Regions from separate parts of the Homo sapiens genome. Here region 1 is linked to region 2. Evidence: chromatin loops called from intact Hi-C (ENCODE). Cell type or tissue: Calu3. All regions are shown on one strand. Each heading gives the region's core, and the rest is flanking DNA. Links, peaks and the distances in the headings are about the cores only. Region 1 holds the start of LOC105377890 (a long non-coding RNA gene). Region 2 overlaps BACH2 (BACH transcriptional regulator 2).

What was found. Hi-C counts contacts between places; a loop is a spot of excess contacts. Peaks named below come from ENCODE experiments on the same cell type or tissue, not always from the same donor. Only the 100,000 strongest peaks of a DNase experiment are listed, where the experiment ranks them.
Region 1: a loop joins it to region 2, with 5 times the contacts of the local background. A loop is called at or near these places in 15 of 110 quality-filtered maps.

What each region holds. Positions count from the first base shown.
Region 1 is chr6:90,175,413-90,191,682 of GRCh38, reverse strand. All of the region lies in intron 4 of BACH2 (BACH transcriptional regulator 2), which reads left to right. It overlaps LOC105377890 (a long non-coding RNA gene), which reads right to left and starts at 7,421. Exons shown (of 2, transcript XR_001744258.2): 1 at 7,295-7,421; 2 at 6,170-7,168. RefSeq lists an enhancer at 6,203-7,402. In Calu3, for the core only: no CTCF peak of the experiment used is centred there; DNase peaks (open chromatin) are centred at 6,612 and 7,902.
Region 2 is chr6:90,274,638-90,290,907 of GRCh38, reverse strand. All of the region lies in intron 1 of BACH2 (BACH transcriptional regulator 2), which reads left to right. Among named protein-coding and RNA genes, the nearest start is that of BACH2, 14 kb to the left of the region's middle. RefSeq lists an enhancer at 4,862-5,362. In Calu3, for the core only: a CTCF peak has its summit at 3,834 (motif pointing left); DNase peaks (open chromatin) are centred at 3,817, 5,137 and 6,477.

The DNA.
Region 1 (16,270 bases), core at 3,345-11,344, 100 kb after region 2:
TCCCACTTTACAGATGGGGAAACGCAGAGACCCTTAAGTAATGAGCCCAATAATCACGTGTCTAGATAAAGCAGATCCAATATTTGAATTTGGATCTTAGTGACTCCAAAATCCATGCACGTTTCCATTCCGTCACATTGGAATGTCCTAAGCGTATTTGTTGAATTGAATTCGAAATATATTGAGTAAATTTGCAATGAACTAAACACAAATACAAAATCCCAGAATGAATGTTTTAGTTCTTAAAAGAATGAGCCATTTGCAAATGTGCGGATGAATGCAGTAGTTGAAAATTTGTTCCATCTAATCATTAAAGCAAGTCTCTAGGACTTTTACTCGGTGACAGTTTAGTAGACTGCCACTTCCTTAAATATGTGAGCAGTGTTTGATTCAGAATACTTCTTAAATATCCATTATGTGACCAAATTAGAGTTCTTTAGAACTCTTACAGTTCCTTAAAACTGGTTTCTACTTCACACTCTCACACTTGCCCTCCTTTCTGAATGTGGCCAGGTTATGCAGGTCTTACTGATTTACAGAAGCAAACACAAGAAAAGGTAGCCTTAAGTCACGGATGGGCCTGGCCCGAAGGCAAGATGAAGAAAACCAGTGAGAAGCTCAACCAGAAACCTAAAATGAAAGAAAGCTCTCCTCTTGAAACACTTCACCTTTTCTCCTTTCCTAGCAAAATGATAGGCCTGATTTGTGATGGTTCAGAGTTGCTATCTGCATCATTTTCAGTTTCATCCAGTTTACTTTCTCATAGTTTCTGCCGAGCAATTATGGCCAAGCCACATCCCCTGTTTGGAACTTGGTGTCTCCATATGTGAAACAAAGCAGTGGAATTAGATCAGAGTCGTTGGTCTGGGGTCTTAGCCTAGGTTGGCTTCAGGGGTTGTCTCTAAAATGCTGGGAAGTGAATACAATATTTGGTATGCATATACATTTTTCTGGAGGGAGAATGGTTCATAGCTCCCATCAGATTCGCCAAGGGGCTTCAGCTTACAAAGAAATCAGTGGGCCAGATTATCTTTGAAGTCTGTAGGGACTCTAGCATTTTAGTTTTCTATAAATTTTATCGTACACAGACTATCACAGGCAAGATAGTTGAGAAAATAAATGGGTTTTGTTTCCTTTCTACAGTGTGACATGTAAGGGAAACTTGGAGTGTTTTTACTATAGACAACTGCTTTTCTGTTCTGTAAGATAAGTGTTCTGGAATGTTTGTGGATAGTGACAAAATTCTGTTATTAGCAGAAGAGCAGAAATAGTAAATCAATTAGAAGTGATTCACATTTTGGTGATGAATGAACATTTTTTCAGGCCTGAATATTTCTTACAGTTATCTGTAATGGTAGCTTAAAGAGTCATTTAAAATAGCACTTTCCTATTTGGAATCTCAGACGCTTGGAATGTTAGTGCCTAAAAATGCTCAGAGTTGGCTGCTTGCGGTGGCTCACGCCTATAATCCCACCACTTTGGGAGGCCCAGGAGGGCGGATCACAAGGTCAGGAGTTCAAGACCAGTTTGGCCAACATAGTGAAACCCTGTCTGTACTAAAAATACAAAAAGTTAGACGAGTGTGGTGGTGTGCACCTGTAATCCCAGCTACTCGGGAGGCTGAGGCAAGAGAACCACATGAACCCCTGTGACAGAGGTTGCAGTGAGCCGAGATCATGCCGTTGCACTCCAGCCCAGGTGACAGTGCAAGACTCCATCTTTAAAAAAAAAATGCTCAGAGTTAATAGACCAATTCCTACCCCAAAGAAGCAGAGGCTTCAGAGGGGAGATGATATATCTTTGGTTCTTTCACTGCCATAGTCTCTGTTTGGAGAGCATACTGTCCTGCCAGAGAACCTTCTCATATGTGTCATGGCTCAGCAGATTAACCAACCTGAAGCAAGATCCCTATTGCTCAGCAGATAAACAGATGAAAGAATAAAGAAAAATACTTGAGCACCTCCTCCTTCTGGTAGGGAAGAAAAAGAATTAAGTAGCATCCCCTGTCCAGCTGTTTAGTTTGAAGCCAAAGGAAGCCCACTCTTTTTTTTTTTTTTTTTTTTTTTTTGAGACGGAGTCTCGCTCTGTCGCCCAGGCCGGACTGCGGACTGCAGTGGCGCAATCTCGGCTCACTGCAAGCTCCGCTTCCCGGGTTCACGCCATTCTCCTGCCTCAGCCTCCCGAGTAGCTGGGACTACGGGCGCCCGCCACCGCGCCCGGCTAATTTTTTGTATTTTTAGTAGATACGGGGTTTCACCTTGTTAGCCAGGATGGTCTCGATCTCCTGACCTCATGATCCACCCGCCTCGGCCTCCCAAAGTGCTGGGATTACAGGCGTGAGCCACCGCGCCCGGCCGGAAGCCCACTCTTGAAGTGTTAACTTGCACATTCACTATACTGAAACAACATTTTACTACTCTCCAGGAAATCCTAGTTCAATTTAAACAAAGACTGTCTCTTAGATGTTTAGATATGCCTTTTAAACAATCTGTGATCTTTACCTACATTGTTGCTTCTCTCCAAAAAATGTATTTGTTTTTTTCTGTTGGTGAATTTTAAGAAGTTGCTTTTAGACCAAATGTAAATATACAATATAAATTTCTATATGTGTATGTTTCACAGCCATTTACTCTCTCTGTTTCTGTTTAAATTTTAAGCATTTTGGCTCTGTTTTCTTAGGAAACTTTGTAAAAAGAGAGTAATTACGGGTAGGCTGCACTAATATTATTTGTCTTCAAAGTTGCTATGTATAATTCACTATTAAGATTTATTCTCCAGGGTGAGCCCACAATTTAAGGTCAAGAGGAGGCAAAATGTTCAGAGCTAGCCTTTGGAAACTGATGTTGTTTTTTATTTTTTTTTAATCCAATGCTAAAAAACGTAAATACTCAGTCCCCTTTCGCTTTTTTTTTTTTTTTTTTTCATTTTGGGGCCACCAGACCTTATTACTAGATTGGTAGTATGAAGTAACTATTAAGATGTCCAGTTTTTCAGTAGGAGCAGAAAAAGTAAGTATAAAATATTAGCTATATTATTTTATTCAGTTTACTAGAATAAGCTTACAAATGATCAGTGTCTTTTGGTCATGAATGAGTACACAGTATGGCACACAATTTTGTACCGTGTATACTTGTATATGTATTTTTTTTCTTTTTTTCTTCGTGTTTTATTTTTGTTTTTATATATGTATTTTAATAGATATGAATAAATCAGTGCCCGGGTACCAAATAATGAGCACCCTCAAAATTTGAATTTCAAGGAACAGTGGCAGAAAATATCATTTGAAACTGAAACTATCACAGATCAACAGAAAAATGACTGAAGTTAGCTATGTATAAAATTCCCATAAGTTAACCCACACTTAAACAAATTCATGGTGTGTCTACTGACATTCTATACAAATTCATGGTGTGTCTACTGACATTCTATCAGGAAAAATAAAATAAAATAAATGTAGATAATTAAACTTTACATTTTAGAAATTAGAACACATTTATATCAAAAGCAAACAGCTGGCTGCTGGTCTGTATGACAGTCACCAAAAGGAGTTGGGGAGCCTGAAAGTTTTAGGGATGTTCCTGATTATGACAGCCCAACTGGCAGCCATATGTCACCAGTGCATTTTAAGTCTTTAGGCTTGATGACAGCAACCTATGACCACTGGGCTCCCTTGCCAGCACCTTCTGAACTTTGTGATTTTCCGCATAGTGAGACCCGTAGCCTCAGCACTGGGGCACTTGTGCTCTTCTGGGAGCTTTGCTGCTCCTCTAACTGCATGACCTCAGCAGAGTTCCTCTGCCTCTCCAGGCCACAGCCTCTATCTAAAATGTACTTAAAAAGTACTCACACCAAAGATCGGTTGTGAGAGTTAAATGAAACCACTAATGTAAAAGTGCCTACGACAGATCCTGACCCATAGTAGGTGCTCAGGAAATGTTTTAATTTTTTAAAAAACAGAATAATCTGATCCTAATCCTCTGCTCTTCTGGGAAATTCTGGTTCTCAGATTGGTTGATAAGCATTTCAGTTAATCTGTCAGCCTGGCTTTTATGAGTTTGAGTGGAATGACCCGTCTCTGTGAACAGATCCAGATGATTTCTTCATCATGCAAAGCAGAGTCCTCAGTGAGCCTGCGCTCCTGGTGACCCATCACATAGTAGAAGCAGATTGCAGAGAAGACCCTACCAAAAGCCTCAGCTGGCTCGCCCTGCTTCATGACTGCACGGTGATGTTAGTCCTTGTCAGAGTTTTATAGATTGGGCTGAAAAGTTGTTTGTTTCTTTTTTAAACAAGACAATTAAACTAAGTATATTCGTGTACCATAGTAAATGAGAGAAGTATGCATCTCACTCACAATATATTTTTTAGATGCTGTTACCCTGATTTATTTTTACTTTGACAGATACTTCCGTTTAGGGGGTGCTTTCCACAGATAGATTCTGTTGTGCAATAGAATATTCGGTACATTTTGCCTCTAGGTTTCCTCCAGATCTGTCAGGTGGCCACACCCAAGCCTCTCAGTATTGCCGTGTTCTCAATAAGACACTTGATTTATTTATTTAGTAGATGTTCTTAGTTTCCCTCAGGAGGTTTTTGTTGGCAGAATTTCTAATTTTTTATAGGGCATCCTTCTTAATATAGAGGAAGACCAATTATGTATATGCAACAGACTCAAATTAAAAGTGGCATAATTGCGATTATTCATTGCTTTTGATTTCACACTTAATTAGCCCTCTGAAGTGAACAAGTCCTTAGTGGTTAAGAGTTTGCACTCTGAGAGTTATCAGACCTGGGTTCAAATTCCAGCTCTGACACAGAGGCGTTGTGAGACCTTGGTCAAGGTCCCTAACCTTTTCCTAAACCTATCATCTGTAAAATACTGATAGAAATGCTTACCTTCCAGAGCTCTTTTGAGTATTATGTTACATCATGCAAGTGAAGCACTTAACACTCAGCACCTGCTGAGAGCACTTGGTAAATGCTACCATTGTCACGGGGGCAGGGGAGGGGCATGAGGACCGAGCTCTCAAAAAGTGACTTCTCCAGTTTAATTTAATAAGCACTTGGGATTTCACATTTCCTGCATATTTTACGATAACCTTGAAAGGAACAGACTTAGGCCAAATTTGATAACACCGTGTTTTAAATTTCTAATAAGAATACCACCTGAAACCACACTGACAGTCATTTGTAACTTCTTACAGCCACCGTACTAAAAAAACAAAAAGCTACTGTTTATTGATAGGTACATCTTGAGAGTGACTTCAAAAGTTACAGTAACCTTGGTTATATTTTAGGGAATATAAGAACTCTGAAAAGAACTTTGTGGGGTCTGGAAAACACTGTAAATGGAAGCCGCTTCATTGGATATTACTCTAGTGTTGTAAGAGTGGTTTGACTTAGGGCTGTTTTGGTTTCTTAAGTGGAACATTTTTTGTGTGTGTCTCCCTGTATTTTATATTAATTCCAGGTCTGAGTCAGTGGCGAGTCCAGTAATTGAATTAATATGGAAATCAAACTGTAAGCTCATCCTTGGAATTACATTCATTATATAACATGGAAATGGGCTAAAACAGAGAAAATTACAGTACTGTTTTACTTTCTACTTTAAATATGGTAGAGGATCGGTCTCTTCTATGAGTGTATATGCTGCAAAAAAATTTTTTAAAAGTAGCCTATTAATACACTATGATTTTAAAGGGGGAAAACAATGTATGTTCTTATTCTGTGTCACTGTCCAAGCATCAGTAACACTAAACTGGCTGCCAGAGTGAAAAAGAACCAACTACATTTGCGTAATCATCATAAAAATTATATTCTGTCTACATTTTTAATTGAGCCAGACATTGCACAGAATTAGACACAGCCTTTGCTCTCTGGGAGTTTACAGTGTAAGACAGAAGATACTAATGTGTGTAGACGTGAAGACCAGTTGAATTTAACATTTTATAAACGTGGTTGGTTCTATTTTATGCCTTTCTGGCCTTCCCCAACCCTCATAACCCATCATCAGATGTCGTTTCATCCACAGGTAATTTTCTTCTTAATTTAAGTAACCTTATTTCTTAACTATGAAAATAATATATGTTAATTTTAGAAAAATTGGAAAGTAAAGTAGAAAGAAAAAACAAAAATCATGTATAATCCCACAACCACAAAAAGATCGTGTTATATTTTAGTGACATTTTTAATGTATCATCTTAAATGTATCTATATATTTTACATAATTGGGTTCTATAAATGCAGTTTTGCCCTGTGCTTTTTTCACCTAATGTATCTTTGCATGTTTTACATATTAAGAATTTTTTTAAAACACCATTTTAGTGATTTTATAATATTAGGATAATTGGAAAATTGAGAATCCAGCTTTCGGTCCCCTGAAACAGACATTTAATGTGTAAAAAGTCAAAGGATCATTCCAACTGTTCACCAGCCCATCCAGACCTGTTTCCGAGACAGAGCTATTGTTCACCTAAAGTGGAAGCTCACCCGGCTCTGCATATTTCCTCAGGCTGGTTGGCTGTTCCGTGTCTGTCTCCCCCCATTGACTTATCAGGCTCTATGCATACATGCACATTTGTTTATAGCAGTCTTCCTGATACGCAGCCACGCATGGGTTTTGGAAAATTGCCCAGCTACATACCATTCATACCGGCTGACATTCAGCTTCTGGTAGCTAAACAGGTACTCTTAACTCCTTCAGTCTCTAAAGAACTCACTCTACAGTGCCACAGGCCATGGAGCTAACATACTATCCTCTGAGAGTTTCTATTCATGGACACAAATGAAAAGAGAAGTAATGGCGCAAGTATTGTGAGAGGTTACTTGTAAAAATCACCAGCCCTCTGTTTGCCACCCCCTTAGCCATACCATAGGCAACTGCTTGAGTTTGTCCTCCTTCAACCTTAAGGTGATGTTTCCTGAAGCACTTGGAAAGCAGGTAGAGTCTGCAGGGACTTCCCAGGAGTGACAGAGACCATCCCTGGCCTCCTAGAGGATGGGTGTGCCCCTGGGCTAGGGCTTACCCCTTGTATTAGGAAGAGTTGCCTCATCATCCCTGAAGCCATTTCTTTCATGAAACTTCATATGGTCCTCCACTTCCCCCGGGAGCCTGCTTGTCTTCTTACCACTTCTGTTTCTTGTGGAGCATCAGAGTAGAAAGTCCAGTCTGGGTGAGTGGCAGGAAAGCAGCAGTGAAGGGGTGGAGGGAGGAAGGTTAGCCAGAGAGGTGAGTGAGATTGCAACAACTGTTGATGAGGTTCAGAATCTTTCTTTTACCTCTGCCAGCTCTTACCTTTTTTTCTCCAAAAGTGATTTTTACTCTCTTTCATCAGTCTTCCTTGTATGCAGGAATCTGAAGAGGAAATATTCACAATAATAGCATGAGGAAGGAGGACCCTAGATAAAGAGGAGATGTTAAAATGGCGTTTATTCTAGCTACAAATATCTCCACTGAGCATGTTTCAGTAGTTAATCAGAGCTTTCTTGCCTGGCACTTTTTTAAATGATATCATTATCTGGCTTGCTATTTCAGCAGTTCCAGGAATACCTTGCCTGTGGGTCAGGGTACTTGGTTTCACATAAACAACTCATAAGAACCCTTTATAATTTCAGAACGACAGACAAGAGAAGAAATAGCTATAGAGGTTATATGGACAAAAAATAAATTGGCAACATTCCTCACCTGTCTAACATAGACACTGAGAAAAGACGTCCTTTGCTACCTCTCATGGTTAAATGTTGTTTATTGTTTCCTTTCAGACCACACTGAATTTAGTTCCTTGGTAGACTAAGGCACCTTTGAAATTCCAGTGGGAGATCATGAAGTACATGCCTAATTGCTTCATGGCTGATATGAAGTCCTGGAATGAAATCCAGCCATCACTCATTAACTAACTCAGCTTAGTAAACCTTGACAGCTAACAGAACCCAGTCAAACATCCTTGATTACCAGCAGCTCACAGAGCCTGGGGAGTAGATCAGGAAGAATGGTAGAGTAGAATGAGTTATTCCAGTAACATCAGCTTCATCTGTTTGAACTTCTCTTCCTGAAATCTGAGGGTGACAGAAATAGATTTGCCAAATGCTTTTCCTGCTTTCACTGGTGGCAGTAGGAACAAATAAATGACCATTGTCTTAATTGGGATACTATTCACGGTTATTGACAAGCATAATCAGTTTTTGTTAAAACTTTTTGCCTGGCTTAAATCTATGCTAGATCATAAGGGAATAAATGTTATTAGGCATGTTAGAATTTCACAGATCACACTTCTCACAGCAGGAACCTACAGCCAGTCAACAGTTTTACTGACTGTATGTTATATATGGACATTTGGTCAAGGCATAAACTCGGTTACTATCTACTGCAAAATCAGTGTAAACATAATGATAAATCTGGTTGATTGATTTGCTTTCTGCTTCATACAACAAACCAGGTAATGTCTCTGAAAGCAAATACATTCTAAGTTGTATATAAATATCAGTCATTATTATTTCAGTAGATAATCTCACACTGAGGAGGTAAAGGTTGGTCTGAATTAGTAAAGAGGCCTTCCGTGCACACACACAATACACATCTGTCACATTCCAGCTATGATTTCACACTGAATGCCAGCATTTGAGAGGGAGTGAGAGGATTTTCCCTTTGTTTTATAAAAATGAAAACATTATGTGGTGTGTTCTCAAAATATTAGTGCAGTTTTAAGTTCAAAATATCAAAGGTATAATTGCTATACCCAGGTAACAAACCTGCACATGCGCCCCCTGAATCTAAAATAAAAATTGAAATTATTAAAAGAATTATTATTCCCATAAACTTACAAAAGAACTTTTCATAGCTTGTCCTGCTGTTGCTGAGTTGGGGAAAGGCGAGAGTGAAGATCCGCTGTGTGAGGTGTAGCCTCTTTCCTGGTAGTGATTTGGTTCATATTATTTAAAAGCAAGGGATTCTTGGCCTTGTGCATGGAAGATTGCATGTTCATTTGCCTCAGTATTGGACCTATGACTTATTTACCTTGTGAATTAATACGTTCTCAATCTCACAGTTTCATGGAACCAATATTTAATTGAAGGCTATAATGTGCCAAGCACCATGCTGGCCACTGGAACAAGGTGAGAGTGAGACCATACTCATGAGGTCTCCAGTGGAAGATCAGTCCCTAAGCCCATAATCAAAGCCTCAGTGAGCACTGCTAAGAGAAGCCTGTCCTGATTCTTGAGGGCATGCAAAGGGTGAAGCAGTTCTGCCTGGATGAGGTAGGAAATCCTTGACGGAGAACGTGATATTTGAGCTGCAACTTCAAGAATATGGAAGGGTTTTCCCAGCAGAGGAAAAAGATGAAGGACATTCCAGATAGAAGGAACAGTATGTGATGGGCCTGAAGGAAAAAAGCACACCACGTGTTCAGGGATTGACAATATGTTTCCATTTTTAATTTACTTGAGAGAGAGAGAGAGAAAAGTGTCTTTGATTCTGAGAAGAACAAATCAATAAGAGTTACTTAGCAGTGGTGATTAAAATTATGTATCTGTGCAACAGAGGGTTGCTATCAGCATCAACCAAAAGCCTCATGTCTGCAGCATCTACCATGCTATCATGCTCCACCCCAGAAGTGAGAGGTTCAAAGGACGATTGGTTGTTTTGAAAGCAGCTCCTGAGATTGACGAATAATGGTCAGGAACTCCATGCTGGAGAGGCCAATTGCAGGGCTAGTGAGTCCTGCCTGTGAATCCATAACCATCCTAAATCACAGTGTAATCCTTCAGGGCTCAGACTGCAGAGTCAGAGAGACCTAGGTACAAGTTCTGGTTCTTCTGCCATTAGCTTAGTATGGGACTTGGGGCAAGTTTCTTTCCTTTCTTAAAAAACAAAATAATAATAATAAGCCTGAGCAACAAAGTGAGACTGTGTCTACAATCAATGAATCCATCAATCAGTAGCCAGGCATGGTGGTGCCGTAGCTGGTCCCAGCTACTCAAGAGGCTGAGGTTAGAGGATTGCTTGAGCCCAGGTGATCGAGGCTGCAGTGAGCTGTGATTGTGCCAGTGCAATTGTAGTTCACTGCACTGTAGTTCAGGTAACAGAGTAAAACTCTGTCTCTAAAATAATAAAATTTAAACATGTAATATTATATAGCTGTACAATACAAATGATTTTATATAGGTACATAAATGTGATAATAGCATATACACTTTTTGGTTCCCCATTTTTAAAAAAAAAACAACAACTTTTCCTCTTTTGTCTGGATCACTCTCCTCCTCTTTTCCCTTCTCCCATTTTAACTGCACATATAGCCTTCCATTTTTCCCCTGTTTATGTAAATGTACAATTACACACACACACACACACACACACCACACAGTGGGAGTGAGGGGACTGTTATTTTGTTTTTAAAAAACAAAAACATGTTATAGAGTGTTCTCAAAGTGTTAATGCATTAAAACCACAACAACATACCACCTTACCCCAGCCAGAATGGCTATAATGAAAAAGTAAAAAAACAATAGATATTGATGTACATATAGTGAAAAGGGAACACTTACACACTACTGGTGGGAATGTAAATTGGTACACCCTCTGTGGAAAACAATATGGAGATTTCTCAAAGAACTAAAAGTAGATCTACTATTCAACCCAGCAATCCCACTACTGGGTATCTACCCAAAGAAGAAGTCACTATATAAAAAGGACACCTGCAGGTGTATGTTTATTGCAGCACAATTCACAATTGCAAAGATACGGGTTCAACCTAAGTGCCCATCAGATGATGAGTGGATAAAACATGTGAGGAATGTGTGTGTGTGTGTGTGTGTGTGTGTGTGTAATACACATAATTCCATTTCATTCTGTTTTATGGCTGAGTAGTATTCCATGGTGTGTAAATAGAATGCATTCCATTCCATTGGACTGGTGTGTATTCCACACCACACATTCCATTCACACAGTATGGAATACTACTCAGCCATGAAAAAGAATGAAATAATGTCTTTGCAGCAACTTGGATGGAACTGGAGGCCATTATTCTAAGTGCAGTAATTCAGGAATTGAAAGCTAAATACCATGTTCTCACTTATAAGCAGGTGCTAAGCTATGGGTACACAAAGGCATACAGAGTGGTGTAATGGACATTGGAGACTCAAGAGGAGGAGGTTGAGAGGTGGTTGAGGCATGAAAAGCTACCTGTTGGGTACAGTGTACACTACTTGGGTGACAGGTACACTAAAATCCCAGGATTTACCACTATACAGTTTATTCATGTAACCAAAAACACTAGTATGCCTAAAGCTATTGAAATAACATTTTTAAGTATTAGTGCAATTTTAAGTTCATAATTTTAGAGGTATAATTGCTATAAACTTAGAAACATTTAAACATTTAGCTATTTATATTTCTTTTATACTTATTTAACTTTGGAATTTTGAATAATAAATTTTACTCTTAGTTTTTTTGTGCATAATAGTTTTTATATTGATTTTAATAAGTAACATCAATATTTTAAAAAGTTAAATTTTTATTTTTCATATATTGTTTCTTGAAAGTGTATAGCATTTATACTTCTGAAATTATTAAAGTTTAAAATGCACTAAGACTTTTAGAATTCCCTGTTAAACATTCTTTTTTTATGTTTTGCTCTTCTCAGAAAACTGTGTTGAAATCTCTTCATTCAATTGATAAAGCTCTAGAACATTCTTTTTAATGGGTGCATAATATTCCAGTGGGGTAACTATTAGAATTTTTTATTCTACAATTGCCCTACTCATGGATATTTACTTTGGTCTCAGTTTTTTTGGCCATTGTCCACACTGAAATCATAAACATCTTTGTATTTGTTCTTAGATACAGTGCTATTAGTTCTATGGCATTGGTTCCCAGGAGTGGGATTGCAGGATTAAAGAGTAAATGTAATTTTAAATTTAATAGATGATACTATAAATGGCTTTAATTAATCATAATACCTTAGATTTTAGATTCATTGAAAATAACATTCACATGCATTATTTCTTTGATGCCCACAATAACCTTTGAGGTAGATAGAGTGGATATTATTCCCATTTTTCTGATGAGAAGATGGAGGCACAAGATGCTTCATAGTTTCTTATAGTTACTCAGTTAGAAAGACCTTCACTCCAGTCCAGAACTAAGCCTTATCCTCAATAAGCTCCATACAGTCTTTCTTTACCTACATTTTTTGTTTTGGTAGATCAGTTAGAAGAAAACCTTCCAAATCCATCAAGTTAAGAAAAAGAAAGGTACCTTTGGTTATGCCACCAGGAGGGGGCAGTAGTTGAAACACATTTATTTTTCTAAATATTAGCACCCCAGCCCCTTTTAGGGGTTGTATCTTTGTTTCTTTGATATTTGTAATGTCTTAATTTTAGTTTTAGGTTACTTGTTTCGTCATTAAAATCTTCATTATGACAGATGGATACATTTCATTAGTGATCAATTTCTTCCCATTTTTTTTTTAATTTATAGAAATACACACTAGAGTGTCTCCCAAGGGTTGTAATGCACATTGTTTCCTTGGTTCCCTTAAAGAACTCCTTCACATATTCGGAGTCTGACTGACTGTTCAAATGCCACTTTTGCAAACTTACTGGCAATGTGATTCGGGGCAGTTCATGTAGTGCTCAGTTTCCTCATCTGTAAAAAGGGGAGAACATACCTTCCTCCTAAGTATATTTTAACGAGTCATAAAAAATGTAAACCATTTAGCACAGCATGTATCCCAGAGCACAGGCTCAGTACCTACATGTGCATATGTGGTCCCCTGCGGAACCAGGCTAACACTGCTGATAGTAACATGTTGAGTCCAGCCATGTCTCCCAGGAACACACTGGGTGGTATGTATTTTTTAAATACTTTGCATCTGTGCCATTCTCAAAATGCCATCAAGCTCCTCTGCATTTTGTGCCCAAAGCAAGTATTGATGCAGCACAGCTCCTTAAATAAAAGTGAAATTATAGGAAGTCTCATGGCATTTCTGGGTACTTTTTTTTTGAGTGACAAGTGTTTAAACCACAGTGAATACTTTGGTTCCTGCAAGGGTTTGATTGAGAGGAACAGCAAAAAGAAATTTAGTTTCTCTTCCTCCAAGTGAACATTGTTTTCTTAGCTGTCTTTTTTGGGAGTTGGGAAGGAGTGGTTACTGAAAACTAATAGTGTGTGTAAATAGGAGCGAGGAGTACAGTTAGCGTTTACGCACTATTACTAGTAGACACGCCCCAGAAATGGGCTCAGGAGACATCTGGGAACAAACAGATTTTTTCCCTTCAAATATGTTAAGAATCTTTTTGTTTCTAGTGGGAACAGCTGTAGGATTCAGCTGTTTGTTTGTAATCTGATGTCTGAGTGAGGGATGATGTTTAAGATGTAGTATACTAATATACAGAATGTCATCTTAGGTAATAGTGAGGTGGTGAGGGAAGTGGAATGAAGCTGGGAAATTCAGTGTTAGAGCTGACATTTCATTCTCTCCGAGGTTTGTGAAAAGGCCACAGCAAACTTTGCATTTCCCCAGGAAGGAGGGCGGAGGTTCGGTTGGTATCACACCCTGCACATTATTTAAACACTAGCTTGTTGATTTTCTCTTCTGTGAAGAGCAGTTATAGAAAGCGTGTTTCTGGCTGACTTCATCCTGGTTCCCTGCTATTTTGGTCTACAGCACTTGGGAACAGGGAAAGTCCGGGTACCTGCTCTGTGCTGAGAACAAAAGTGGACATTTTCTTGACCAAAAGTGGCTTCTGGCATCCTTTTTCAGAAGCAGTTTTTCAGTGAAGGAAGAGATGTTTCAAGGCCAATATCTAGAAAGAGTACCTAGGTTTATGATTCACAGTACCTTCTTATCAGCTTTAGAGGTCCTTAAGAGTGAGGATATGACATGGGATCTGTTAAGGATGGCATTTCCCCCATGAGGAAAGTGAAGCCCAGAGAAAGCCTGCGACAGCCCAGAGTTGAGGTTAATCAGTGGCAGAACCAGAAACCCCATGTCCTAATGCCTCCTCTAGCATTCTGCATAAGCTTCACAGCCTTCAACCCAGGGTGTAAGTTGGGGGAGATTTCATACGATCCGATCCACATTTCGTGCATTACGTTTCACCAGAGGCCCAAGGAGCTAACGTAGGCAATGGTGTCAGAGACCCAAGTCCTAATCAGAATTCTACCACTTACTAACTGGAAGGTCCTGGGGATGTTAACCTCCTAAATCTCAGTTTCCTCGTTTGTAAAAGAGGTAATTATAAATAGTTCATTGAGTTGTTGTGGGAACTCACGTCATAACATTTGAAAAGCTTAGTATGGGATCTGCTGTACGGTAGGTGCTCAATAGATGATAGTTTTTTTATGGGTCAGGTGCTGTGCTACCCACTGGAAATACAAAGAAAAAATAAGATACCATCCCTGCCCTCAAGTAGTCTGCAGTGTAGTTGGGAAGACAGACATACATGTGAATAAAATAGTGTGCATTGAATGTAATGAGAGCAGCAAGGTGGTCCATAAAGCGAGCAGACTGCAGTTGTTTGAGGAGGCTTCAGAATGAAGTGTTGCACAGATTTTTGAAGATGAATAATAGTGTTAAGGCAGGCAAAGATTCTTCCTTTCAGAAGGAGAAAAGAGTACATAATGTGCTAATACCTGGACCCATGAAATAATATTTTAATATTAACATATTAAATTAACATATTAACATGGAGTTGGAATCAGTTTACAGTGCTGTGGTCTAAAGTCTCCAGCCAGAGAAGCCAGAAGGACGGCAGAAAGGAGGACAATCTAAGTGGCTTGGAGGCTACTCTGGGTGGATATGGGTCAATCCTGAAAGGTTTTTAAGCTGGGAAGTAATATGGTGATATTTGTGTTCTATAAAGATTACTCTGTGGCTACGTGAAGCATGAACTGGAGGAGGCAGGAGCAGGAGGGCTGGTAAGACATAATGAGGGCATTGCATCTGGTTTGGGCAATTGGACTCTGTCACCAAAACTGATTTGGAAGTGATGATGTTGAGCAGTTCTGACGCTTGTAGAAAAAGTGGAAGGAGGTAAGGGTAGGTGGGGATACACACACATTTTTTGGATGGGCCCCTCTTTTCTGCCCCTACATCCCTCTCCTCCGGTGTGTCGTTTCCCTGATCTACTTCAACCTGCAGATCTATCTAGCAGGCACCTCACTTGGGGATTTGTTCCCATACCAGCAAGAAGCTTATAAATTCCTCTGTTAGGCACCTTAAGCTGGTTGAGGTTGTCCAGGTGCCGTGAGGTGCCTCAGAGCTGCCCCTTCCCAGTGTGCACTTTCCACAGCTATCTCCTGTTTTTCGACCACTGAACTCTCAAACTCTCAGTATTTGCATATTCTTGTTTCCTGTAAATTTGCTCCCTCCTTCACTAATCTCTGCTCGCCCTGAGCTCCAGAATTGTCATTCCTGGAGACCTTGGTTAACATCTGAAACTCCTGCTTTGCTATGTGTTTTAAGAATGTACATGTTGGATATGTGATAAAATCAGTACAGCCACTGAAGGGGAAATGAGAACAGGGCTTGGAAGGAAGAAATTTGTTACATTCACAGGTCCCATAGAGGCGTGTCACCACATGCTACGCAGGGCCACAAGGGAAAACACCCGTGTTAGTCAGGAGGCAGAAGGCAGGAGCCAGGGGAGAGCTTGGGCCAGCCACAGCCTTTATTGGAGTTTCCAAGGGAAAGGCAAGGCAGGGCAGGGTTAACAGTTTAGAATTGCTAGTTGAAGTAGTTTGGTTAGGCTCCAAGCTTTCTGGGTGGTCCCTGCTTGCTTGGTACCTGGCTGTGGTATAGTAAAGGCAGAGAAATATTGCCTCTGAGGGCCAGATAGAGGAGGGGTGTCTCTAGATTGGTGAATTTTCTTGTCAAAGGCATGCTACCAGCCGGGCTCTTTGTTATCTCTGAGAATCGGCTAGCCTTGAAAGAGACAGTCTCTCTCTAGCCAGAAAGGTAGTTTTAAGATGTCAAAACATCTAATATGCAGAAAATACAAAATATGTAAAATACATAATGATACCTTCTATTCTTAGTCAACCTGTTTGCCTGTTTATTGATCTGAGATCTGATTTCCCAACCCCCAGCCACTCACCCCCCACCGCCCCAACACTGAGAATTTTGAAAAATTCTCTTTCAAAAGAAGGGATTAGGTTTTTTCCACCAAAAAGTTGTTTTTAATATGAGAAGTCAAGCCTTTTTGACATTTCTTATTAGTTAATATTCTTTCCTTACCAGTTAATTGTTCATTTGTTGTTTTTCTTCTGTCT
Region 2 (16,270 bases), core at 1,851-9,850:
TCTCTTCATGTGTGCCTGAGCCTGTAGCTGGCATGTAGACAAAGTCCCAGTTAGTTAGAAGAAAGCTTTTCGAGTTTCCAAGTCTTCCATCACTCTAGTCTTGGGCCATCTTCTATTCTCCCTCCCCTGTCACTTTCTGCAGATACTTCAGGAATTTCCTCAAGACTTTCCAGGAGTCTAACCCAAAGACAGCTTAGACCTTCACTTCGGATTTTAAAGTTGGGAGATCCCAATGTGATGATTTCCATTCCACAAGTAGGAAACAAAGTGAATGTACATGCTCAGCATCTTTCCTTAGTATTTCAGTATCCATAGATTTTTGGCAATTTTTCTTTTTTTCCTATCCTGTATTCTTCTAAGCAACAGAAGCTCGTGGATAGTGCAAAATGGGCCAAGTGTCCAGAAATACTGTTGCTTAGAGGCAGATGCCTCATTCATTCATTAAACAAATATATACTGAGTATCTCTTACATGGCAGGCATAGTGTTAAGTGACCACAGTGCTAATGGGGAGCAAACCCAGTCCTGGCCCCTGGTCTCATGAAGCACGTCATCTGGTAGGAAGAATGGCACTGATCAGTTAGTAACAGATAACCCACTGCTCGTGAAGGAAAGTATTTCATACACCAGAGTGTCTAATGGGCAGATTTAACCTGGTCGGGAGGTTGGGGAAGCCCTCCCTGAGGAATTGTGGAGTGACCTTCCATCAGGGACAGTCTGAAACTTGAGATTCACTTTTTCTCCAGCTTCCTAATCCTATTAATTCACTACTATCTTTGGCCCTTTGGAGTATTGCCTAAGCCATGCTGGAACCTCTGGGGCCATTTTGGCAAATAATAGTTCCTGTATACAGAGTCCAGAATTGATTTATTTACCTGGGTCTTTAGAACCTGATAAAAACAGAAGTTAACTGCCAAGAGTACTGTTCATTTCCATACTTGGAAAAAATACAAGTTAACATTCTTATTTTGAACATATTTAGGTTGGTTTTGACAATATTTGAATGATCAGAAGCTACAAAGATATTCTCTCCCAGTCAGCTGATGTGTGTAGGGCCTTTGGTGAAAAAGTGAGTCTAAATAGTCTGTCTGAAGTCCCTGGCTACTCCAGAGCAGAGGGTCTCCATCCTCTGTGGCCCGAAGATTATTCCAAGCTTGTCCAACCCATGGCCAGCAGGCCTCTTGCGTGTTGAATGCGGACCAACACAAAGGTTTTTTGTTTTTGTTTTTGTTTGTTTGTTTTTTGTTTTTTGCTATTTTTCTTGTTTCAGCTCATCATGTATCATTAGTGTTGAGTGTATTTTATGTGTGGCCCAAGACAGTTCTCCTTCTTCCAGTGTGTCCCAGGGAAGCCAAAAGATTGGACACGTCTTATTTAGACCATTCTTAGATGCAAAATTAAGGAATTTTGACAGCATCTATTTAAAATAAATTGATTATACTTCATGCTAACACCCCTCTATTTTCTTTTTCTTTGATGATAGTTAACTTGTATTGAGAGCTTCCTCTGTGTGCTGCTCATATTAACTCACATAATCCTCAGAACAACCCAGGGCTAGGTGTGATCACTAGAAGCCGCAGCATAGGTGTCGCTCAGCTAATGAATGGTAGAACTGGAGTTGGACACTAGCTGTCTGATGCTTGGGCCTGTTCTCTTACCATGTTATGGCTCTCCCTTTTCCTTTTCTTCTTCATTTGAAGTTGGAACTCTCTTTAGCAGTTCCCAGAAGTAGAAATAAAGGTCATCTCACTCTAAAATATTGGATGTTTTGTTGACATCTATCTTAAAGTTAAAAAATAATTTCTCAGTAAATCTGAGTGAGTATATCTCCTGTCTTTCACATGGCCTGCTTTCTAATAATTGCATTCCTTAGGTTTTAGTGTCCATTTAGGGATCGGAAAGTAAAAGTGATGCATATAAAGGCAAAAGAAGTACTAGGCATATAACTGAAATACCATGGCTCTGTCTCCAGGGTTTACTTGTAACTCACACTCCTACCCTCTTGTTAGGTGGAGGGAATTTGTTTTTTGCGTTTTGTTTTTTGTTTTTTGTTTTTTTGGTGGGTAGGAAAAGGTAAAAAACTATACCTGTAAGAGGTAGAGTATTCTACCAAGGAGGAAGATGTTCATTCAGAACTAATTCCATCAGAAATCCTAATTAGAAATATTAGCTACCAGTAACAGATAAAAGGAGGTAACCTTTGTTCTCATTCTGGTCAATTTCAGGAAGAGATTATCTTGCCAGATTAGCATGTTGCAACTCTCAGCTGGAGATTTGAATGGTTTTAAAGGACTCAGGCAGTTGGTATGGCAGTAACCCCCAATTACCTCAGGTTTGCAGGGTCACTGTTTAGAATGCTGACTCAGCTCTGCCTGGGCCAGACACCGAAGTTGTCATCTTTAGTCAAGAAGCATCATTCTCAGGAGCCACTTGAAACATTAAGCACACATTTGAAGCTCAATTTGGGAAATGATCAAGTGTATGAATGTATAGTACTGTGCTTATTTTTCAGCATTTAGTTCAAATTTTGGAGAAAGCTAAATGGGAGATGCTTAGTGTGTCAGTGTTGGAGGTTTTAAGTGATTTAAAAAATCAAGCAGATGAGTGCATAAAGATTTCTATGCAAACAATGTTGAGCTTAAATTAAAGCTGCTGATTTAGTGTGAGAATTACTTGCATTGATTTGTAGAATATCTATGTGGGTTCAAGATTCCATATTATGCAAATGAATAAGCCCTGAAGAGTCAAACTGAAAAAAAAATGAAATTAACTGTGAAAGATATTATTACCCATTCAGCAAGAGGAAAATGTAGACAGAGTTAACCCTTCCTTTTCATACATTTTCTTGGGAAGATAAGTGCCAGGGATGATGGTCCGTGTCCCAGATGTAAAGAAGCTAGGCACGGTTTGCAGCCAGTTCCCCCATCCTCCTTCTGTGCTCACTTTTTTGTTTCATGCTCTCTTACCTTTTGGCCACCCAGTCCCCTCAACTAGTCCTTGTCCTTCCCTTCCAAAACCAATCTCAGAGAAAGATTTTATGAACACAGTTTTACTAATATATAAGTAACTGAGCATACTTAATGTGTTACTTTTCTGAAGCATCAGCATGTTAATAGGAGACAAAGCCAAAGAAGTAAAACCCTAAAGATAAAAACAATAGAATTTCGCACACTGGTAACCTGGTGATAGGAGACCATTTCTGAATGGAGAGAGGGCTCGTGATAAATAAACACAACCCTAGGCAGAGAATATAGGCAAATGGATTACAGTATTTAAATCAAAGTAGTATTAAAATACAAAGAGAAGATTATTTTTAATAATACATTTGTCAGTGAGCATTTCCCGCCTTTTGCCGTACATTGGAGTTGATCACATAAACCTCTATAGCAAGATGGTATGTTATTTAACATTTAAACAAAGCTTCCAGGGAAAGCCATTTGGTTTGTGGTTAGGGATTTTTGTTATTCAGTAGCAATGAACCTGAAATTCTATATTATCTTTGCATGTTGAATTTTAGAAGAAAAAAAAAGCAGCGGATCCAACTTCACTTACCTCCCCACCCCAGTTGCATTGATACAAATTGAATTGATAAATTTATTTCAAAATTGGTGTGTCCCAATTTGACATACCACAAGCATAGTGGTGTCAGCATGGTGGTGACATCTGGACATTAGGAGAGTTGGTTGATTAATTAAACTATACTTATTTTAGATAGAGTTGTTGGCAGGTAAATACCTGGCTGTAGAGTCAACGCCCTTCAGTCCCACCTCTCCCCCACCATACCCTTCTCCAGCAACCATGCTATGTTGAGTTGATGGCTCCATCTAGTGCCAGTCTGTGGAACTGTCTTGCAGGACTTCACTGTCACCTCCAGAGCTGGGTATGATGAAGAGTCCTCTTTCTCTGGGAACACACTGTCTAGCGGGGAACTGCCCTCTAGTTCCTACCTCTCCTTTGTTTTTGCAGTTTAGTTATACCTCCGTGTCTTTCTTTGTTCCAGACTTAATTTGTTTCCCTCTCTCTAGTACCCCCTCTTTGTACTTGTTTCTCCTCCTTTTTTGTTTTCCAAGTCTCAATTTTTTTTTTGGAGAACAAAACAGTACTTAAAACCGGTAAGTATAAAGATTTTTTTTCTAACAATACTTTATGCCAAAGTAAGAGAATTCTATGCATTTTAAATGAAACTATCAATTGAAACCATGTTAGAGAACCAGAATGACCCTAAAGTTGAAGTCTGAAAGTGTCACTTGGAAGACTGTGTCCCTTCATCCTCCTGTAGTTAGACATTTCCTCAAACACAGTTAATCAAGAGTATTTTCTTTTAAATGGTTTTGGAACTATCATTGTAGTATCATTTTCTTTTTAGATTATAAATTTAACCTCTCATATTTTAAGTTCAAGACATTTTCACGGACTATCAAGGAATCCTAGCTCATTGGCCTGGCCCTATTTCTGTGGGAAAATGTATTCTCAGTTCCAGACAACCAGTGTTCCTGCAGATTTTTAGGTCCCGTATAAAACGAGAGAACATAGATGAATGAGAGGCATTGTCAGACAAAGCCTGGCACATGAGATCTCAATTAGCATACAGGTTTTAAATTTCCCACATTAAACAGTACATTTTAAATTTCCACTTATGTTAAGCGTGTTGATATTGTGGGTTTGAAAGTAAGTCCCCTCTGAAAAACAGGAACTGTGCTTGTCTGTTACCAGTTCTTGTGGTCGATATGGTAACTATTTTGATTTTTCAGAAGGGAGGAAAAGCAGTTAAATCTAGTTAAAATTAAAACCAGTTAAAATTAACTGGCTCGTGAGATTTCAGTGCAGCTGTTCCACACATAGCAACACTAAGAGTGAGTTGTTTATTACCATGATTAATTATTATTAGTTGTTACTTCTTTTTGAGCAGTGGCATAGATTATTTATATTTTTGGTCTAACCTTGGAAAATAGAAACTGCAAGCGTAGAGAGGTTCCCGTTTGCTAATTTGCATGTACCCTGTTTTTGTTTTTGCCAGGTAGGTGTGTGCATCTCAAGTACACGAGAGTAATTTAGCATGTCAGCACTTTCCTACCAGCAGTGCTTGCTGACTCATGCAGCTGTTGTAGCACTCAGCTGGCCGCACTGTAAACTGCCCATAGTACCAGCACCGCCCTTGGAGAGCTCCGGGCTGCTGGGCTGGTTAGCTACTGGGAGGCTATTTTCAGATCTGTGGTCACTGCTGAGCTGGGTCCTCTTCTCCTGCCAGCAGCCAGACACAGCCTTCTGGTTGCAGGGGAGAAAATTGGACAAATTTCTACCTTTGTAGGGACTGCATAAAGATTCATAGCATTTCTGGATATGCCTCAGGAAAACTTTTTTTTTGCTTCACTTTATTTTTCTGGGAATATTTAAGGGGAGAGGCAAAAGGGGCTGATAATAAATGAAAAGGGAATGTGCTGTTATTTCCTACTAAGATCAGAAAGAGTTTTCATAAACCTTTAACTTAGTTAGGCTTTCTTGGCGTAACTGAAACCTGACCCACTTCTCCCTCAGTGCAAAGCAGTGTGTCCTGAGTAGGGAAGCAGGGGCGAGGGTGCAAGTGACTAGCCTGACATTGTTTTATGTGGCTGAAGTCCCTAAGTGATGACAGCTTTTGTTTATATCCGTTCCCTGTTATTGAGGTTAAAAAACAAAACAAAAAACTTGACCTCAGGTCATTTTAAAGCTAGCATGTATTTTCAGAGATGGTTTCACTGTTTGTTTTCAGAGTTCAGTTTTGCTTATTTTCATCGGAAAGTGTGAAATGTTGCTTTTCTGAGGCTTCTAAATAAACTTCCTTTTGTAGATACAAGTTGATCCAATCATCATAAACTGTCTTGAAAAAGGATGATTAAAGTAAGATCAGCTGGGGAAGGGAAAGCTTTGCACACCCTTGAGGAGTTTGCCTTCTTTTTCTTAAGTTTCAATAAGCATTCTGAAGCAGCTTTGACCAGTAATAAAGAAAAGCCACAGTGACTGTGTGTAACATGATGTTGATGGAAGTTCTTGGTTTCCGCCGATACGAATGACTCATCAGTATCAATAGAATTGTGACTTCTAATAATAACACAGTGCAAGACCTTCAAAACATGTGGTTTTAGCCCTTGCTCTTAGTGAAAGGTTGGAAAATGTTAGTTTGAGCTTTTTTTTTTTAATCTCTTGATTTTGCCCAAGTATAAAGTTGTTTTTTGTAGGAATGATGATCCCCCTGTTGTTTTCTCATCTTACTGTTTTTAGTTTCATTATGATTAAGGAGCCAAACTCAGATCATTTCATCGTTTAGAAATCTCTGCGCTAAGCATCTCCTGTCGGGGCTGTGTTTGAGGGAAATGTGGCTGAAAAGCAAATCCTCCCTGAATGCAGAAAGGAAAATACTGGTGCAGACTACAATCCACTGAGCTGCGTCCCTCCTACACAGCATCTATTGCGGAGGGCTGTGGTATTGCTAAGTAGCCCCATAACCCTGTGAGTCATTGTCAAAGGATTCCAAGAGGAAGGTTAACAGAAAATGCGAGTCAGAGGAAACAGCAGAGTGGAGCAGCTAGCTCAGGAAGAACTGTGCTACCTGCTGAGGGGCTGCCCAGATGTCACCAGGAATTCAGGTGTACGTTCATCTTTTTGCAGCCCATTTCCGTATGTCTACATATGGGGACATTTTTGTTTTTTGTTTAGTTTTGGTTGGTTTTGCTGCAGTTTGGCCAGACTATCAGAGATCACTATCTTAGCTTCGTATCACAGTGGTCTTATCCCAGAGCCTTTGCTTTTTGTATTTTATAGTCAAAGCAACTGAATTTCTAGACTGTAAGACCAACATGTATATTTAACATAATTCTTTTCCTTTCTAAGTGCTTTATTTATTTATTTATTTATTTATTTATTTTGAGATGGAGTCTTGTCCTGTCACCCAAGCTGGAGTGCAGTGGTGCGATCTCGGCCCACTGCACCCTCCACCTCCCAGGTTCAAGTGATCCTCCTGGCTCAGCCTCCTGAGTAGCTGGACTACAGGCACATGCCACCATGCCCAGCTAATTTTTGTAATCTTAGTAGAGATGGGGTTTCACCATGTTTGCCAGGCTGGTCTCGAACTCCTGACCTCAAGTGATCTGCCTGCCTCAGCCTCCCTAAGTGCTGGGATTATAGGTGTAAGCCGCCGTGCCTGGCCAGACCTAAAAAATTCTTATAAAATAGTTCAAAAGTTAAAAATGCATGAGGAGGCCGGGTGTGGTGGCTCACGCCTGTAATCCCAGCACTTTGGGAGGTCGAGGCGGGTGGATCACGAGGTCAGGAGATCGGGACCATCCTGGCTAAAACGATGAAACCCTGTCTCTAGTAAAAATACAAAAAATTAGCCGGGCATGGTGGCAGGCACCTGTAGTCCCAGCTGCTCGGGAGGCTGAGGCAGGAGAATGGTGTGAACCCAGGAAACAGAGCTTGCAGTGAGCCAAGATCGCACCACAGCACTCCAGCCTGGGCAACAGAGCGAAACTCCATCTCAAAAAAGAAAAAAAAAAAAGCATGAGGGGTCTTTCACTTATTGTTGGAAAAAAAAGTGAGTAGGACTTCTGTTCACTGAGTGGTAACTATGGAGAATGAGAAAACAAGCCCAAAGTGGTAAAGACGTTTGTGGCACATAAATAATACTGGTTCAGCACACATGTGAATCAATAAAAAAGCCAGATAACCAAAAAGAAAAATGATACTGTACATTCATATTCTTAAACATGCATTTCACAAAGGAAGAAACCCAATTGGCTAGTAAATATATAAAAAGATGCTCAGCTTCATTAATAAACAAACACATGCAGATTAAAATCATAGTAACATATGATTACACACTCTCTGGATTGGCAGAAATTTTAAAACCTGACAATACCATGTAAGGATGTGAATGAATGGGAGTTTTTGTATTTAGTTGACAGGAGTCTAACTTGGTACAATTATATCGGAAAACAATTTGCTGTTACCTAACCAAGTTCAACCTGCAAATAACTTACAACACAGCCATCTTACCCCTAGGTATACACCTAAGAAAAATGATTACCTATGTGCTTTAAGAAACATGAACAAAACAAAAAATAATTGATGCTGGCAAGGTTATGGAGAAAAAGGAACACTTACACACTCTCGGTGGGAGTGTAAATCAGTTCAGCCATTGTGGAAGACTGTGATGATTGCTCAAAGTCCTAAAGATAGAAATACCATTCAACCCAGCAGTTTCATTACTGTGCATATACCCAAAGGAATATAAATTATTCTAAGACACATACACGTGTATGTTCGTTGCGGCACTATTCACAATAAGCAAAGACATGTAATCAACCTAAATGCCCATCAGTGATAGACTGGATAAAGAAAATGTGGTACATACACCATGGAATACTATGCAGCCATAAAAAAGAATGAGATCATGTCCTTTGCAGGGACATAGATGGAGCTGGGGGCCATTATCCTTAAGCGGACTAACACAGGAACAGAAAACCAAACTGCACATTCTCACTTATAAGTGGGAGCTAAATGATGAAAACGCATGGACATATAGAGGGGAACAACGGACACTGAGACCTATTAGAGGGTGGGAAGAGGGAGAGAATCAGGGAAAATAACTAATGGATACCAGGCCTAATACCTGAGTGATGAAATAATCTGTATAGCATACCTCCATGACACAAGTTTACCTGTGTAACAAACCAGTACATGTGCATACCCCTGAACTTAAAAGAAAAAACATGGACAAACATATTCAAAGAAGCATTGTTCATAAGAGCAAAAAACTGGAAGCAACCCAAATAAATGCCCATCAACATTGAATCGAATCAGCACATTTTGCTGTGAGGTATTTATACACTGTGATACTATTTGGCAATGAAAAATCAACTAGTATAACCACATATAGAAGGGTGTGGAGAGGCAGCATTTCTTGGTGGTCAAGAGGAAGGATTGTGCCTGGGTTCAGATTTTGGTTCTGCCACTTATTGTGTGACCTTGGATGAATTTCTGAACTTCAGTGTACCTTAGTTTTCTCATCTGTACATCAGGGAAAATGATGTCTACCTGATAGTGTTGTTAGGAAGTTTAAATGAGTCAATGTTTGTGACATGCTTAGGAGAATGACTGGCAGACAATACATTCTATATGTGTTTGTTAAACAAATAAAAGTGCATCAAAATGGATGAATCTTACAAACAATATGGAAAGAAAGAAGCAAGATAGAAGAATATATACAGTGTGATTCTATTCATGTAAAGTTCAAAAGCATGCAAAACTAAATATGTTATTTAGGGATACATACATAGATGGTAAAACTATAAAGAAAATTAATATGATTTAATATGATTGTCACAAAAAGCAGTATAACAGCTACCTCCAGAGGTGAAGGAGTGGGTATGATAGAGAAGGGGCTCACTGGGGGCTTCTGAGGTCCTGGCAGTGTTTTATCTCCCAACCTGGACAGTGGTCCCAAGGATATTCTTTCTTCTTAATTGTTTTTAAAAACTGTCTATGTTTTTTATATATGTGTGACCTATTAGTAAACATTTTAAAGGATTTATGTGAGTTGTTATAGTAGCAAGATGACATTAAATAGAAATAACTGTAAATTGCTACATTTTAGTTAAAAATAATTGTTCAAGTGCACATGGGAACACTTGCTTGGTATTATTTCCTCCACAACATTGTGAGCCACCAGTGCAGTGTGATTCTTACAGAAGGCGACACCTCCTTAAGGCCACATTAAGAGAGCTGTCCCCTTTAGATCAGGGAATGTAATGTTCTCACTCAACTACTCTCAGGTCTGGATGTCCCATGTGTGGGATGCTATGTCTTGTCCCAAGGGATTTATTTTAAGAAAGATTTTCACCACAGAGGGAGCATTTTCTGTGATAAAGATGTTTAGGGGTCTGGAAACCTATCAGTTCTAAGAGTGGCCAAAGGAAGTGGGGATTTTCAACATGGAGAAGAGGAGATGTTGGGAGAGAAAGAGTGTCTTCCATCACTAGAAGTGGAAGCAGCCTTTCCTTGTTGCTTCCCTCTCTGTAATATACAAGTCCCTCCCTGTAATGTCTACCCTTGGAGGCAGGTTTCAAGTCCTGGATACTGGAGATGCCCAAGCAGAGGCTGTGGGACCTCCCTTAGACTTGACTGGGGCCACAATACCCACTGCCTGGTCCCTGGACCAGCAGCATCGGCATCACCTGGAGCTTGTTAGAAATGAAGTCTCAGGGCCACCCACACCTACTGAGTCTGAATCTGCACTTTCTCAAGGTGCCCCTGGGGTCTCACATAAACATCAAAATTTGAGAGGCACTGGGCTAAATGTCTCTAAGATCCCTCATGGTTCTTAAGATTTAATGATTTTATAGAATAAACTGTATGTTCAACTGAAAATTATCAGTTCATATGGTGACATTATCAATTTAAAACACCTTGGGATGTTACATGTCCACAGAACCATGTAAGTATTTGTTGCTAAATTAGTTTTAAATGGATTTGTCCAGTTTCCCCCGATGTCAAAGTTAGGTTGCTTATGTATTTGGGCACCTATAAGAATTAAAATATTACATAACGTTGTATTTTCTTCTTTCTAACATACAGGATTAGATTCTTGCTTTAAAATTCTCCATTAATGTCTTCAAATTTTTCTTTTATATTCATTGAAAATTCAAAAGCAGATTAGGGTTCTGAATACCTGTTAAGAATACTCAAAAGGGATATTTAAATAAATATATCTCATTAATACATTGATTTTATATTTAGCATATTTTTTCTTCTTATACATAGTCCATATTTTGACCTTATGGGAACCTTTGAAGTCTGAGTATTTTATAATGATTCTCCACAATACCTCTTTATCTTTTAGATTCTAGATCTGAGATCAGGCAAGTAAAATAGTTTTACCTTTTTCCCCTCAAAAGGCCATGACTAACAAGCTCATTTACTTTTTCCTTAAATATTTTGCTAATTATCCTTTTAACTGATGAAGTTCAAGTGGAATCCATGATTCATTTAATCTTTTCCCCTTTATGTAATTAGTCACTTGTTCTTTTGATGTTCCTAGCAAAACTAATATTTAAAGGGCTAGTCATAAAATTCCAAAATAAAAAGTTCTTAAATGACTTAAAATAAGAGATAAAATATGCTTTACTGTATAGTAAAAATGGAGAAAACGTCTCATGAATAGATGTTCTTTAAGGCTGTGAGTTATTTGATTTAAGCGTGTGTTACCAGGTCTGTGTTCTTTTGGTATATAGGACCAAGAAACTACTTTATGGCTTAATGTTTGCTGTACGTATGTCATCTAGATGAGATAATGTATGACAGAGGGCTTTATAAAATGATAAAGTAGTGTAGACTTTTTTTTTTTTTTTTTGAGACGGAGTCTCGCTCTGTCGCCCAGGCTGGAGTGCAGTGGCATGATCTCGGCTCACTGCAACCTCCACCTCCTGGGTTCAAGCGACTCTCCTGCCTCAGCCTCTTGAGTGGCTGCGATTACAGGCATGTGCTGCCGTGCCCAGCTAATTTTTGTATTTTTAGTAGAGACGGGGTTTCCCTATGTTGGCCAGGCTGGTCTGAAACTCCTGATCTCAGGTGATCCGCCCACCTCAGCCTCCCAAAGTGCTGGGATTACAGGCATGAGCCACCGTGCCTGGCCGTATTCTTTTTTTTTTAAGAGCAAGATTTAGGAAGATTACTGCATATTCCTATAGCGTTTGTTCGATTTTAGATTTTTTCAGAATGGTTTGAAATCACATATTCTAGCTTGAACTCTAAACCTGGTCTGTCCAGTATGGTAGCCATCAGCCACATGTGGCATTTGAGCATATGAAATGTGGTTGAGATGTGCTGTGCAATATACACCAGCTTTCAAACAAAAAGGATATATATCTCCTTGATAATTTTTATTATGTTGATTACATGTTGAAATGATAATGTTTTACATATATAGGATTAACTAGTAAATATTAAGATACATTTGGCCTGTTCCTTTTTACTTTTTAATGTGGCTACTAGAAATTTAAAATTATATGTGGTTCACCTTATACTTTGATTTCAAAGTGCTGATTTAGTCTCTAAAGTCTAGAGTGATTGAGAGCTCTCAGAGAAAAGAAGATCAGAGCTTAACAGAGAGTTTTAGAGATGAGGTGCCACCGACAGAATCCACTTACTTGAAGAAATCCCAGTCTGCACCTTTGCCCTACTTTTAGAGATTACTGCTTTCTTGAACCCACAAAGTAGAGCACTGGGTAGCAAGCATTTAATATCTACAATGTACAGAGCATTGAAGGGGGATTAAAATAAGTATCACACAGGTCCCTGCCTTTAGGGAAAACATATAGTCTACTGGGGAAGCAAGATATGAGCACATGAGTTGTTAAATCATGGCTTGAGAGATACATAGCTGTTCAATGCTCAGGTCCAAGACTGTTGCAAACAGACGGTTGAGGCACTAAAAAAAGTGCTTCAAAGGAAGGAAAGGTCTCCACGGCCTGGAAAGGTCTCCATGGCCTGGAAGGGTGTCCCACCAGAGGAATGCCTTGGCTGGGCACTGACGAGTGGGTAGAATTTCAGTGGGCAGAGAGAAAGGGGGCATGGCCAGGTAGGAGGCAGGGTAGAGTGGGAAGAAGGAGGAAAACATGGAAAAGCACAGAATGGTTGAGAAGTCAGTGAGAAGAAGAGATGGATTGAACTGTGAGCTGTGAGTAGAATCATTCTCTAGTCCACTTATTATTGAAGCTTTAATATTTGACATCGTCTCCTATAATATTATGTATCTTGACACTCTTCCGAAAATTATTTACCAAGTGTCTCAAAGTAGAGGTTAGGGCAGGACACTTTAACTTTGGGTAGAATAAATGTTGCATATCTTTGATTGTTAGGAAGTTCTTTAAATGGCAAAACTGATAATATTATCTTGCCAGTTATGTTTATACTAACATTTTGTGTAGAACCATGTAACTTTAAAGGCTTCTCGGATAAGTACATTATTAGTATTTCAGGCAGTAGTGCTCAGCATTTGTATATTCTTCTTGCTTAAAATGCCTTCAGTGTTATGTCATTTGATCTTTGCTGTTGGCTCCATTTTATAGAACTGGAAGCCAGAGAAGCTAAGATTGAATAATTAATGGTAGAGTCTGGAATTTGAACCTAGCTCTTAAGCTTCTTCCATTTTACTGTGTGAAACACACTAGTTTTCATTCCTGTAAGTCTGTTTCTTAAGAGAAGCTGATTAATTTTATTTCTTTTTAATTGAATGATAATATAAATAGGGAAAAGTATGCATATAACATATATTCATCTTACTGACGAATTTCCATAAAGTGAACACGCTGTTGTAACCAGTTCCCAGATTAAGACACAGCATTATCAGCGCCCTAGAAATCCCTCAGGCTTCCTTCCAGTAACTACTTCACCCGTGGTAGCCACTACTCTGACTTGGGAAAGCATAGATTTGCTTTGCCTGTTTTTGAACTTTATATCAATGGAGATACAGAATGTACTATTTTGTGTCTAACTTCTTTCACTCGATAATATGCACAGTTAACTCATATTGTGCATGACACCATATTGACTATGGTAGTTGATTTTTCATTCTCCATGCTATATAGTATTATATTGTGTGACTATACCACTATTTATTAATTTGTATAGTTTCCAGTTTGGGGCCATTATGAGTAGCAATGTGAAGATTCTAGAACATATCTTCAGGTGAACAACATAATTATTTGTGTTGGGCATATTTAGGAGTTAAATCAGGAAAGCAGTGTAATTTTTAAATGTCTTGTAGATGAGGCTGAAATTTGACTTTGTGACACTCTTCAAGAAAAGAAGTGAAAACCTCAAACTGTTGGTGTCTTGAATAGTATATCAAAATAAATACTAAGGCAGCCATTATGAAAAGGTCCAAGGTAGAGGAATTTTAATGCCCGAACACATTTTTTCAAGGGAGGATGAAAATAGTCAATTCTCATATAGAGAGAATTTGAAAGGGTTAGGATGTTAAAATACTGACGTTATATCACTCAGGTTTCTCTTACAGTTATATTTTTTTTCTTCAAGAGAACTTTTAGCAGGTGATAGTGGAAAACTAAGGTGTGATTGGTACCAAAATGACCATTGTCCCAGGGTATAATAAGGGATGAATAACTGGGGAGTGTATTTACTAGGAAATAAGAAAATGGGGTTGGGTTAAATGGCAGGAAGGTACATTCCAAAATCTATAATGCAAGCTATGGTTCTCAAAATTTTACTGAAATTTCCTCTCTCTCTCACTCTTTTGCTTAGCGTAATCTGTAGGCAAAAGAATTTGCATTCTTTTAAAGAAGGCAATTATAAATACCATAACTTGTTTTTAGAAAAAATCTTAGACGTTTATCCAGAGGCAACCTGTCTGAATGAAAATGTAGTTCTAGGATTTGCCAACACAAAAGACTTCAGTGTCTACCTTTAATGCTTATTAACATTAATGGTGATCATTTAAAGGTGTGTGTTTTATGTTTAGACTTATAGGTGTTGTTGATCTTAAGCAGACTAGGCAGAGAAATCCTTCACATTTTCTGTGCTCTCATTCAGGATGGCCCTAGGCATGTTACATGGGAAATGAGAATATGTGAATAAATACTCTCATACTTTCTTGGGCCTCAATGAAAAGAACATTTGTTACCATTTTTAGTCATAAATTAAAATTATTTCAGAGTAGGAAATATAACATTAATTTAGAACATGGCTGTCATAGATGAAACGTTTTACACATGTATTGCTGTGGTAGACATTCCTTGCATTTATTGAAAGCCTCTCCTTTATAAAGTTAGTGAAGTGTGACTACTCTGACCTCCAAATACTGGGTGTATTTGAACTATGAAAGTAGGTTTAAAAGTTACACTTTTCTTTAATGCCCATTGATGATTTCTTTCTTTTTTTTTTTTTAAGACGAAATCTAGCCCTGTCACCCAGGCTGGAGTGCAGTGGTGTGATCTCGGCTCACTGCAGCCTCTGCCTCCTGGGTTCAAACTGTTCTCCTGCCTCAGCCTCCCAAGTAGCTGGGACTAAAGGTGCACACCACCATGCCTGGCTAATTTTTTTGTAGAGACTGGGTTTCACCATATTGGCCAGGCTGGTCTCGAACTTCTGACCTCAGATGTTCAGGCCGCCTTGGCCTCCCAAAGTGCTGGGATTACAGGCGTGAGCCGCTACGCCCATCCAGAACAACAGGCACTGGGGCCTACTGGAGAGTGGAGAGTGGGAGGAGGGGGAAGAGCAGAAAAAAAAAAACCTATCAGGTACTAGGCTTAGTACCTGGATGACAAAATAATCTGTACGACAAACCCCCATGACGCAAGTTACCCATATCACAAATCTGCACATGTAACCCTGAAGGTAAAAGTTAAGTAAATAATAAAATATTTTACATTTATTTAAAAATTCTAAAATGGTTGTATTTTAAAAGTAAAAACAAATTTTGGTTAGGATTTGAGCTTATTCCATTTTTCTTCTAATTTTCCAAATTAAATGTAAAATGAGAGCATCCCAGGTAGGGGGAGGTAGGGGAGAAACCAAATAATTTTCAAGTCATATTTGAAGAGCAGGTATGTTCTCTCACGATTTACAGTGCAGGTGCATTTTAATTTAACTGCTTTAAATGATGATAAAAATTGTTCAAGTAGAACAAAGCAAAGTTTTAGAAGTGACTTGTAAACAGCCATTCTTAATTTTTTCCTGTTTTCTCTCCACTTATGTGACTTGCATGAATTTCTGAAGCAGTCCTTTCAAATGACACTGCTCCAAACATGTGAATTGCATTCATCAACAAAATCCAGCCTTTTCCTTTGTAGGACAATGTGGGGTCACGGGGCAAGGGGTCTTTTCTTTGTCTAGCCTGGTGCCAAAGCAAAGACTAGTCCTCCCTGCGTTTGGACCCAGTGACATGTTTCCATTTGTCATTGAACACTAGGGGGAGGAACTGTAGCCTCTGAGGTACCCCCATTTGGTCCTCACCCTCTACCAGAGGATTTGCTGCTTCAGCCTCTTCAGTGCCCCAGGTATTTGATGCAAAGATTATGCACTTATGCTGCCAGTTATCAGGGTTGTGTGGGTGTCTTTAGAGGGGTCTCCCCTTAGCATCAGGTCTCAATGACAGAATCTAAATAACACAGGTTACTCATCACGAGTTAAAGATTTTTTCCCTTTTCACATTGATGCTTCTGATATACTTTTATACGTTAGCTGATTGTATGTGCGTACTTTGTGGCTGCAAAGAT